Linked DNA regions of Homo sapiens: region 2 is linked to region 1. A link is an interaction called in ENCODE POLR2A ChIA-PET data of the cell type or tissue named here. Cell type or tissue: K562. All regions are shown on one strand. Links, peaks and the distances in the headings refer to the core of each region. The heading gives the core; the rest is flanking DNA.

What was found. Peaks named below come from ENCODE experiments on the same cell type or tissue, not always from the same donor. Only the 100,000 strongest peaks of a DNase experiment are listed, where the experiment ranks them.
Region 2: POLR2A ChIA-PET joins it to region 1 with 11 read pairs; 2 of 35 experiments call an interaction of 5 or more read pairs at or near these places.

The regions. Positions count from the first base shown.
Region 1 is chr19:49,146,518-49,151,876 of GRCh38, forward strand. PPFIA3 (PPFI scaffold protein A3) reads left to right here. Exons shown (of 30, transcript NM_003660.4): 24 at 1,566-1,741; 25 at 2,149-2,246; 26 at 2,476-2,651; 27 at 2,740-2,808; 28 at 3,030-3,201; 29 at 3,563-3,634; 30 at 3,719-4,509. The coding sequence ends at 3,621. HRC (histidine rich calcium binding protein) reads right to left here. Exons shown (of 6, transcript NM_002152.3): 5 at 5,000-5,036; 6 at 4,681-4,815. The coding sequence ends at 4,779. Among named protein-coding and RNA genes, the nearest start is that of HRC, 6.2 kb to the right of the region's middle. RefSeq lists enhancers at 3,006-3,225, 4,815-5,359. In K562, for the core only: CTCF peaks have their summits at 2,380, 2,841 and 5,334 (motif pointing left); DNase peaks (open chromatin) are centred at 2,924, 3,854, 4,114, 5,354 and 4 weaker places; H3K4me3 peaks cover 3,907 bases.
Region 2 is chr19:49,359,383-49,364,741 of GRCh38, forward strand. TEAD2 (TEA domain transcription factor 2) reads right to left here and starts at 3,034. Exons shown (of 13, transcript NM_001256660.2): 1 at 2,951-3,034; 2 at 462-699; 3 at 53-117. The coding sequence starts at 693. It overlaps DKKL1 (dickkopf like acrosomal protein 1), which reads left to right and starts at 4,495. Exons shown (of 5, transcript NM_014419.4): 1 at 4,495-4,626; 2 at 5,200-5,359. The coding sequence starts at 4,617. RefSeq lists enhancers at 363-863, 1,409-2,118, 2,119-2,827. In K562, for the core only: a CTCF peak has its summit at 4,065 (motif pointing right); DNase peaks (open chromatin) are centred at 2,179, 2,849, 3,770, 4,319 and 1 weaker place; H3K4me3 peaks cover 2,784 bases.

The sequences.
Region 1 (5,359 bases), core at 360-5,359:
GGGGCTACAGTGGACTGCTCAGTGTACCAGGGCCAAGGAGGACACACTGGCTGTGGTGGTGGTGAGGCAGCCAGGCTGAATGAGAAGTTGGGGAGGAGGAGCTACACTTTGTTCTCAAGAAACAAGAGGCGGCCGGGCGCAGTGGCTCACGCCTGTAATTCCAGCACTTTAGGAGGCTGAGGTGGGCAGATCACCTGAGGTCAGGAGTTTGAGACCAGTCTGGCCAACATGGTGAAACCCTGTGTCTACTAAAAATACAAAAATTAGCCGGGTGCAGTGGCTAGCGTATGTAATCCCAGCTACTTGGGAGGCTGAGGCAGGAGAATCGCTTGAACCCAGGAGGTAGAGGTTGCACTGAGCCGAGATTGCACCATTGTACTCCAGCCTGGGTGATAGAGCCAGATTCCATCTCATAAAAACCAAACAAATAAACTAACAAAAAAACCCAAGAGGCATGAACTCACTGTCCACGGAGGAATTATGTTTGACTGTGGTCATAGATCACATATTTCCAGCCAGGGGGAGGCGTGGATTTTGTGCTGATGCTGAAAGGAGTGAGGGACTTGGGACTCATCTGGAATATTGTCCTGGGCCAGATATAACATTAGACAAGTATTTTCAGGACATTGCAAGAGTGATGGCCCTTTCTTAGTGGGAGAGCTGCCTTGAAAGAGTCCATTGTCCTGACTTGGGGGTTTAGTGACGTTGGACTGCAGTGAGACAGAGTTAAAGCAGTGCTTCCCCAAATTTAATGTGTAGTGGGGTGGCACACACCTGTAGTCTCAGCTACTTGGAAGACTGAGGCAGGAGGACCGCTTGAGCCCACGAAGCTGAGGTCAACCTGGGCAACATAGTAAGACCCTGTCTCTAAAAAATAAACAAATACAGCCAGGCGCGGTGGCTCATGCCTGTAATCCCAGCACGTTGGGAGGCTGAGGTGGGCGGATCCCTTGAGGTCAGGAGTTTGAGACCAGCCTGGCCAACATGGTGAAACGCCGTCTCTACTAAAAAATACAAAAATTAGCCGGGCGTGGTGGCTCGTACCTGTAATCCCAGCTACTCGAAGGCTGAGGCAAGAGAATTGCTTGAACCTGGGATGGGGAGGTTGCAGTGAGACGAGATCGTGCCACCGCGCTCCAGCCTGGGTGACATAGCAGACTCTTTCAGAAAGAGAGAGAGAGAGAGAGAGAGAGAAAGAGAGAAAGAAAGAAATTTAAAAATAAATATAATGTATATTTCGAATCACCTGAGGGTCTTGTGAAAATGCCGATACCGACTTCAGTAGGTCTGGAGTAAGGTCTGAGATTCTGCAATTCCAGCAAGTCCACAGGTGATGGTGACGCTCTAGGTCTCAGGACAACTGTTTGAGTAGCCAAGAGTATATGCTGTCATGAAGGGCTAGGAGACAACTCTGGATTGGTCCATTATCCTGAGCAGAGATTGGTCATTGTCCTACCATGGGGTGGGAAAAAACCTTGGATTGGGAGGTTGGACTGTACCCCTCTCATGCACAGTGGGAAGGGGCCAGAGGGCCTGACTCTTCCCTCACCTGCCCATGGCCCCAGATCCTGGCATATGGCGACATGAACCACGAGTGGGTGGGGAACGACTGGCTGCCCAGCCTGGGGCTGCCCCAATACCGCAGCTACTTCATGGAGTCGCTGGTGGACGCTCGAATGTTAGATCACCTTAACAAGAAGGAGCTCCGGGGCCAACTCAAGATGGTGGACAGCTTTCACAGGTGGGGGCTGCCTGGCCAGTGGGGACAGTCCAAAGGGAAGCCCCACCCCAGAGAGTCTTTGGCCAATAGGATTGGCCATGGGAGATTCCCAGGCTTATCTTGGCCCTTTTAGCCTGAGTTCTCAGGAAATCCTGACTCTGTGCTCCTTTCACCAATGAGATGGTCCACAGGAAAAGTTCAGATCCTGAAATGGCTTGGCTAGTTAACCCTGGACCCCTTCCAGGCTGGCCAGTAGGAAGTGCCTATTATTGAAAATGCCTCACCTCCTGAGGGGGTCAACAGTCAATAGAACTTATCAGCTCCCCACCCTTTCCAAGAAGAGCGCAGCCAGTGGGGAGGGACCCGTAGGAGCAGCAGTCTAGGGGACTGGAAAGCTCATCCGTGACTCCACTTCCCCTGCTGCTCAGGGTGAGTCTACATTATGGGATTATGTGCCTGAAACGGCTCAACTATGACCGGAAGGACCTGGAGCGGAGGCGGGAAGAAAGTCAGACCCAGATCCGAGGTGAGTAGAGCCTAAGGGTCCCTTTGGGAGCCAGGTGGAGGGCGTGGAGCTGGATGGGGAGGAGAGGGGGTAGGGGGAGACCGGAGAAGCAAATTGGCACCATAACCGTGGGGGTGGAGCCAGCGTGGGGGGCGTGGCCCGAAGAGACCAAATGGAGGTGGAGGTATGGGCTAAACTGAACTCTCCAGGCCACGGGAGGGGCACGGCTGAGGGTCCCTTCCGTCCCCAGACGTGATGGTGTGGTCCAATGAGCGGGTCATGGGTTGGGTGTCCGGGCTGGGCCTGAAGGAATTTGCCACGAACCTCACGGAGAGCGGGGTACACGGGGCACTGCTCGCCCTGGACGAGACCTTCGACTACTCCGACCTGGCCTTGCTCCTGCAGATCCCCACGCAGAATGCACAGGTGAGCTGCCGCTGGGCCCGGAGCATGCTGGGCGTCCCCACCTCGCAGACTGCACGCTCCAACCGCCCCCTCCACCTCCTCTTTCCAGGCCCGGCAGCTTCTGGAGAAGGAATTCAGCAACCTTATCTCCTTAGGCACAGACAGGCGGCTGGACGAGGTGGGCGCGGCAACAGCTCAGAGGGCTCTGCTCCCAGCGGCTCCTCGAGAGGCTGAGCTGAGGGGGCGGGGCCTGACTATTAATGGTCACGGTTGGAGGCGGGGCCAGGAGAGGGGCGGGGTTAAAGGAGAGGTGAGACCCGGAGAGGGGTGGAGTCAAAGGAAGGGGCGGAGTCAGACAAGGCAGGAGTCCCTCACCGGCTGTCCGGCTCCTATACCTAGGACAGCGCCAAGTCTTTCAGCCGCTCCCCATCCTGGCGGAAGATGTTCCGGGAGAAGGACCTCCGAGGCGTAACTCCCGACTCAGCTGAGATGTTGCCCCCCAACTTTCGTTCGGCTGCAGCGGGAGCCCTGGGCTCTCCGGGGCTCCCTCTCCGCAAGCTGCAGCCAGAAGGTGGGGGGCTCCCAAATGCGACAGCCCTTCCTCGCTTCCCTAGGGTGGGGCATGGACCACCTCAGTAGTCCGGGTTCTGGAATGGCCTAGTCCTTTCTCGCCCACCCCTGAGGAATGGACTGCTCCAACGTTCCGGACTCCCCCGTCAGGATGAAATGGATAAATCCCACTCCCCCTTCCCAGGGCGGGAGTGAACTCGCCCAATGCGAGTTTGAGTCCTTGGCTGCGGGGAAGGGAGGGAAACCCATGTGGAGCCCGGCGATCGTTGTGACATCGGGAAGGGAAGTCCAAAGGGAGGAATCCTGGAGAGGAACAGGGAGGAGGGTGCTCCAGGCTGAACCGCTGCTCGCTCTCCCTCCAGGCCAGACTTCTGGGAGTTCCCGGGCAGACGGCGTTTCGGTCCGGACCTATTCCTGCTAGTGCAGGCCTCCAGGTGAGGACCGTGCTGGGCGACCTTGGGGGTGCGGGGCGGCACGGTGGATCTTCACTGCTCCACGCGCTGCCCGGCGTCATGCAGGTGACCTCACTCGGACGGAAGAATCTTCCCGAGGCTGGGCTGTTCCCTCTCCTGCCCGGACTGTGGCCTCGCCGGGGAGAGCGGGCGGGGGAGCTCGCGCCGAGGACTGGACCATCTGTACAGACCAGCGGGAGTGCGCGCGCCCGCCTCGCACAGGGCCGGGGCCTGGACCAAACCACATGAACTGGACTGAGAGGGGGAAGAAGCGGGGAGGAAGAAATCCCGCCCCAAACGTCCGCTTTCCTTTTCTCTACTTTGTAATTTATTGATCAGTTTCTGTTGGGAGACGGGTGTCCTTTACCCGCGGGAAGGGGGCGGGGCTTCCCTCCCGGGCCGCATGCGGGGAGAGGCTGCTCCCTCCCCTTTTTCCTGCCCAGTCGCGGGGCCCAAGTCTTCCTTCTTCGTCCGAAAGGAGGGGAGGGGGGACTCGCTGCTACAAGCCTCGCCCCCTGTGCCACTCAGCTCCGCCCCGCCGCGTCCGGTCGCCGGTCCCCCGGGTCATCTGCGGGCGGGTTCCCCTCTCCCTCCCCCGTGTCTCGTGTCCCCGGGGCCTCACCGCCCCCCGTGCTGTGGCCGTGTCCGTGCCCCGGGGGTAGGGGGCGCAGAATGGCGCTTCCCCTTCTCCTCTGGCTCCGGGGTTTGCATGGGAGAATCCTCTTTCCACGATGCCGCTGGGCGACGTGGCGTGGGGGCAGGGGGACGGTGGGGGAGCCCTCGCCCCCGACTCTCGGTCGGCCTCCCCGCCCCAGGCGTCACTCAGTGATCACGGGTAAAGAGAACTGTTTCAAAAAGCTTCCTTGTTGACTGATTTTTTTTTTGCGGGGGGGGGGGGGGCTGTTCAACCAACCACCTCGAGCCAGGAGTCCAGGCCCCTCATCCCTCAAGTCTAGGTCCAGGTCTCTAGACCCTACCCGCATTCCCCGATGCCCTGAGATTCCCAGACCCCACGTCTGACAATGAGGTTTCGGGGAGCACGTTTATTCGGAGAAATAAATATAGCTCGTGGAAAGGGGTTGGAAGGCAGGGGGAGGTACACCTGCGTCGCAGTCGAGCGACTGGGTCAGGGTTCCGGCGTTTCCAGCATGTCTGCCAGGGCCCTGGAGACGAGAACGCCAGAAGTTAGACAGCTGGTGTTCAAAGCCCACCCCAGGACGCTTAGAGATCATTAACCTGCCCATTTCATGGACGGGGAAATGGAGTCCCAGAGTCATCTGATAACTCATAGCGAGACAAGCACTTCTCTAAACGGGGCTTTTACACGCTCCCCTTTTACACACTTACTGATAAAGGGACGAGGAGAAATAGTCAACGTAGCTTCCTGTGGGACAGCAGAGAAAAGAGGCTTGAGGGGTACTGCACGAGCAAAATTAGGCAGCCACTCAGTATAGCGTGCGAGATTAGTGCTAGCTCCACCTCCTTTTCCCTAATTCCTTCTTCCAACTGAATCCCTTCTACCGGACCCCTTTTTCGTTCTGGGTGATTCCGTTCTCCAGTAGCCCCGCCCCTTCGATTCCTACTTGAGTTGGCCTCGCCCATTAGGCTCTAAGCCCGCATCTCAACCCTCCACTCATTTCTGTCCCTTGGCTCCAGCAACTCCACCTGGTGTTCCTCGAGCCAGGCCCCGGCCCACGTGCTCAGAGC
Region 2 (5,359 bases), core at 50-5,049, 210 kb after region 1:
CCTAAGAAGACCGGCCCATCCCAGACAGAAGCCCACAAGTCCATTCCGAGACCTGTTTTCGAGTTCGGGTCTTCCCCGTTCTCAGCTTGATGTAGCGGGCGATCAGTTCATTCCGACCTGAAGATTCAAAGACGGAACAGAGTTAGTTAGACTTTCAACAGAACTTCCCCACAGCATGGACACCAGGGAAGAAGAAAGCAGCATGGGTCCCCAAAGGTCTGCAGCAAGTGGGCTGCCGGTCCCCTCAGCTACGTGGAAGCCAGACTGCTTGGGTTCAAATCCCAGCTCCATCACGCACTGGCTCTGTGCGACCATAAGCAAATCACTTAACCTAGCTGTGCCTCAGTTTCCTCATCTGTGCAAATGGTGATGCTAGCTCCTACTTCAGAGTGCTCCATAAACCTTGGTTACTGTCATTATTCATCAGTGGGGGCCAGGGCAAAAGACAGAAGTAGACTCACCATACATCTTGCCTTCATCAGACAAAATTATTTTCCGGCGGCCGCAGGGTGGATAGATGGCCAGGGCCTCCTGGAAGCTCTGCTCAATGTCTGGGCTCCACACCCCCTCTGCATCCGGGCCCCCGTCACCCCCAGCCCCCTCACTGCCGCCGGTACCCTCCTCACTGCCTTCCTCACTGCCCGTCCAGCCGCTGCCATCGTCCAGGGCGGCCCCAGCCCGGGGTTCCCCCATCTGGGCCTGGAGGAACACAGAACTCAGCAAGCTTCCCCCAAACCCCACCCTCAAGGGACTTGAAGCTGAGAGGGCTGGGACTCTGGACCACTGGGTCTGAGGGAGGAGGGGCTGGGGACCTGGACTCCTGGGTCTGAGGGAAGAGGAGCTGGGGGGTATTCCTGGGTCTGAGGGAGGAGGATCTGGGGCCTGAACTCCTGAGTCTGAGGGAGGAGGGGCTGGGGCCCGGACTCCTAGGACTGAGGGAGGAGGATCTGGGGCCTGGACTCCTGGGTCTGAGGGAGCGGGGGCTGGAGGCCTGGACTCCTGGGTGTGAGGGAGAAGGGGCTGGGGTCTGGACTCCTGAGTCTGAGGGAGGAGAAGGAGCTGGATTTCTTGGAAAGCTGAGGATGGGAGTGTTCTCAGAGTTTCCAGAGGAACTCAATTGTGATGAAGTCACAATGATTACCCTAGAGTAATGCCGAGGGCCATGAAGGCTAAAGGTTCGGGTATGAATTACGGGTTTTAAAGAAGACAGGAGGCAAAAGTTAGTGGTGGGGAAGGAAGGTGTGGGTGAAACTTCCCCTGTCCCACCCCAAGAACAGGTGGTAAGATGTGAGCAGCAGCTGCCAGAAAAGAAGAGGGGCCAAGCAAGACTGAGGGGAGGTCTAGAGAGAGGGGGACAGAGACCCAGAGAGGGAGGGGGACAGAGACCCAGAGAGGGGATGGGGACAGAGACCAGCAAGGGGGGGGGACAGAGACCCAGAGAGAGAAGGGGACAGAGACCAGAGAGAGAGGGGGACAGAGACCAGTGAGGTGGGGATAGAGACCCAGAGACAGAGGGGGACAGAGACCAGAGAGAGAAGGGGACAGAGACCCAGTGAAGGGGGGGACAGAGACCAGTGACGGAGGGGACAGAGACCCAGAGAGAGAGGGGGACAGAGACCAGAGGGAGGGGGGGACAGAGACCAGAGGGAGGGGGGGACAGAGACCAGAGAGGGGGACAGAGACCCAGAGAGAGGGACAGAGACCCAAAAAGAGAGGGAGACAGAGACCCAGGGAGAGGGGGAGACAGAGACCAGAAAGAGGGGGACAGAGACCGGGGGGGGGGGACAGGGACCAGAGAGAGGGGTCCAGAGGCCCAGAGAGGGAGACAGAGACCCAGAGAGAGAGGGTGACAGAGACCCAGAGAGAGGGGGACAGAGACCCAGAGAGAGAGGGACAGAGACCCAGAGAGAGAGGGGACCAGAGACCCAGAGAGAGGGGGACACAGACTCAGAGAGAGGGGGACAGAGGCTCAGAGAGAGGGCAACAGAGACCCAGAGAAAGGGAGACGGAGACCTAGAAAGGGCAGGGACAGAGACTCAGGGCAGCAGCTGAGGCCGAGACCAGGAGAGACCCACAGAACCACAAGCTGGGGGACAGGGGCGCCCTGCCATCAGAAGAGCCAGAACAAAGGGCCCAGGCGTCCCCTCCCCCAGCTTCCCACAACCCCCATCAGGGGAGGGGCTTGCCGGCCAGGGCGACTCCCCTCCGGCACCGGGCCCCGCCCCTCCCCTCCCCCGTGCGCCGTGGGCTCTGATCCAACTCAAGTTCCCAGTGACTTTCCGGAGGCCGGGAACAGGGAAAACTTTTTCCAATACAGTCAGATCCCGCCTCCCCGGAGGCTCCATGTCCTCCACAGCTTTCCCAGGACCCCAGAGTCCAGGCCCCTATTCCCCTCCTCCCGCCGACCATAGCAGACAAAGACCCCAGCCAAGCCCAGTGGCGCTGCGGCGTTCAGGACCCCCGTAGGCCAAAATCCCAGCCCAGCCCTTCCCCATGTGGCCAGACAAAGGGACGGTGGAGCCGGGTAAGAAAGGTCCCCCTAATTTCCCGCCCCAGACCCTAAACCTCCAAAGAGGCAAGACTTAAGATCCAGAAAGCCCCGTAACCTCCCCTCGGCCACCCCAGAGGCCCTCCCTTCTCCGTAAGAAGGACCAAATGCCCCCCAGATTACACAAGGGGTCCTTCTCACTCCAAAGTGACACCGCCGCAGACGCACGCCCCACACCCCGCCAGCGCCCTTGGCCCGCACCCGCTCCTGCGCGCACGCCCAAACTCAGACCCAGCCGCAGGCACCCTAACTCCGGCCAGAGTTCCCACTCCTCACTGAGGCTCGGTCACGGGAGCAAATTCGGGCCCCCGGGCAAAAAGAGGGCTGCGAACCATTCAGAGACGGTCCCGCAAACGCACGCCTCACCTCCTAAGAAGCAACTCCCCACCCCAACTCACACACCCCAAAGCAGGATCCCCGACTCCCGCCGGCGCCTTCCTACCTCCCGGCCTGGGGCTGGGGAGCCGCGGGCGGGCGGGGCGCTGCGAGGGAGAAAGTTGCCGGGAGCTTTGTTTGGGAAAAGTGGGAGGGACCGGAGGGGGGGGCGGGCCCGGCCGGCGGACAGCGGGAAGGGGGATCCGACGGTGACAGTTTGGGGAAGGATTTTTGCTTTGGGAGAGATTAGTCTATCTCGGGGCTGGTAGGAACTCAGGATTTGGGTGCTTGGGAAAGGAGGGGGATTGGGGGTTCGGACTCCAAGTCGGAGGGAAAAGGCTGATAGGAGCCAGAAACCCCTGATCTGAGGGAGGAGAGGCTGGGGGCTGGGACTCCTGGGTCTGGGGGCTGGGACTCCTGGGTCTGGGAGAGGAAGCGGCTGGAGAGAGATATGGGCTCCTAGGTCTGAGAGGGGACGGGGCTAGGCGCCTGGAATCCCGGCTACCCTCGTGTTTGTGTATTGGGGGTGCGGAAGTGATACGAATACAAAGAGTCTTTACTGTTAAGCCCTGAGGTTTTTTTTCTTTTTTTCTGTTTGGTTTTTGGTTTTTTTGTTTTTTGTTTTTTTTGTTTTTTTTTTTTTTTGAGGATTGGGGTCTGGGGATGGGTTTTGACTGATTCCTATGACGACCTGGTTTCCTTGTGACCTCACCACAGTTAAGAGTCGTGGGCAGGACCACCGGGAGTTTATTGGAGGCCCACGTAGGTGCAGATTCCTCATCTACAGGCGCTAGTGGACTGGAGACGGCTGGCGGCTGTCCCGGGACGGGGAAGAGAGCTTTGGTGCCTGAGGGAAGATGGCTTAGGGCCCGGTCCCTTAAGGGTGAAAGGCTGCGTGTTCAAAATTACGGGACTAGAGGGGGCGGGAGTCCGGACCTGAGGTCCTCAGGGAAAAGGAAGTCTGATTCTGGGTTCCTTGGAAGATGAAATATAAGACTGGATTTAGGGTTTCCGGAGACAACGGGACTTTTTAGTGGAGCGGGAGCGGGAAAACCAGAAGGGACACGGAGAAAAGGTTCCGAAACAGATACACAATTAGAGTGAGAGCTAAAAGGGATGCTTGTACTCCGGTGTCTCCAGTAGGAGGAGCCTAGGACTGGAACTTGGGGTGATGAGGGCAAGATCTGGGACGCAGGGGCGTGGTCCAGTGCAGGGGCGTGGCCCAGTGCAGGGGCGTGGCTTTCAGCCAAGGGGCGTGGCCATTGCGATTGGGCGGGACTCCGAAACGAGGGCCGCAATCAGAGAACACCGCCAGGACTTCCAGGACTTGGTCTCCAGGACTGAGGTCAACTGACGTGGGCGTGGTCTGACTGTGTGGGCGTGGCCAGGGAATGAACTCACGGCTCTGGCTTAAGGGGTGTGGTGAACGAAGGATGGGGCGTGGCTGTGTCACCAAGGGCGTGGTCATGGAGTAGAGGCCCGGGCTCCTGGGTGAGGCCGGCAAGTTTGGAGCGTGGTCAGACAATAGGGGCGTGGCTACGGCTCGCGGAGCGCAACCAACGCTCTAGACCAGACCTGGGCTCGAGACCATAACTGTTTGGCTTTAACAGTACGTGGGCGGCCGGAATCCGGGAGTCCGGTGACCCGGGCTGTGGTCTAGCATAAAGGCGGAGCCCAGAAGAAGGGGCGGGGTATGGGAGAAGGTGAGGATTGAGATCTGGTGGTGAACGTGGGCGAAAGTGAGGAAAAGACCATTGGATGAGGCCGGGTGCTGTGGCTTACGCCTGCAATCCCAACACTTTGGGAGGCCCAGGTGGGCGGATCGCTTGAGATCAGGAGTTCGAGACCAGCCTGGGCAATATGTCGAAACCCTGTCTCTACAAAAAATACAAAAATTAGCCGGGCGTGGAGGCGCGCGCCTGTGGTCCCAGCTACTTCGGGGGGCTGAGGTGGGAGAATCACCTGAGCCCGGGGAGGTCGAGGCTGCAGTGAGCCGTGATTGTGCCACTGTACTCCAGCCTGGACTACAGAGTCTCGGTCTCAAAAAAAAAAAAAAAAAAGCATATGAGACAGAACCCAGAAGAGCCAGACCTGGGAGAAGACGGGGCCTGGCAAGGTGGAGGGTGTGGGAGTAGAAGAAAGAAGCAGTGGGGGAAATGAGCGCGGTGTGGGAGTTGCCTGAACTGGGGAGGCGACCTGGGCAAGGTGCTGGAGAGGGGCGTCTTGGGTGGGGGCGTGGCCACTGTGCGGGGCTCTGACCCCGACCCTTGCCACAGCCTCCCCACCTGCCCCCGCAAGGCGGCATCTGCTGGTCCTGCTGCTGCTCCTCTCTACCCTGGTGATCCCCTCCGCTGCAGCTCCTATCCATGATGCTGACGCCCAAGAGAGCTCCTTGGGTCTCACAGGCCTCCAGAGCCTACTCCAAGGCTTCAGCCG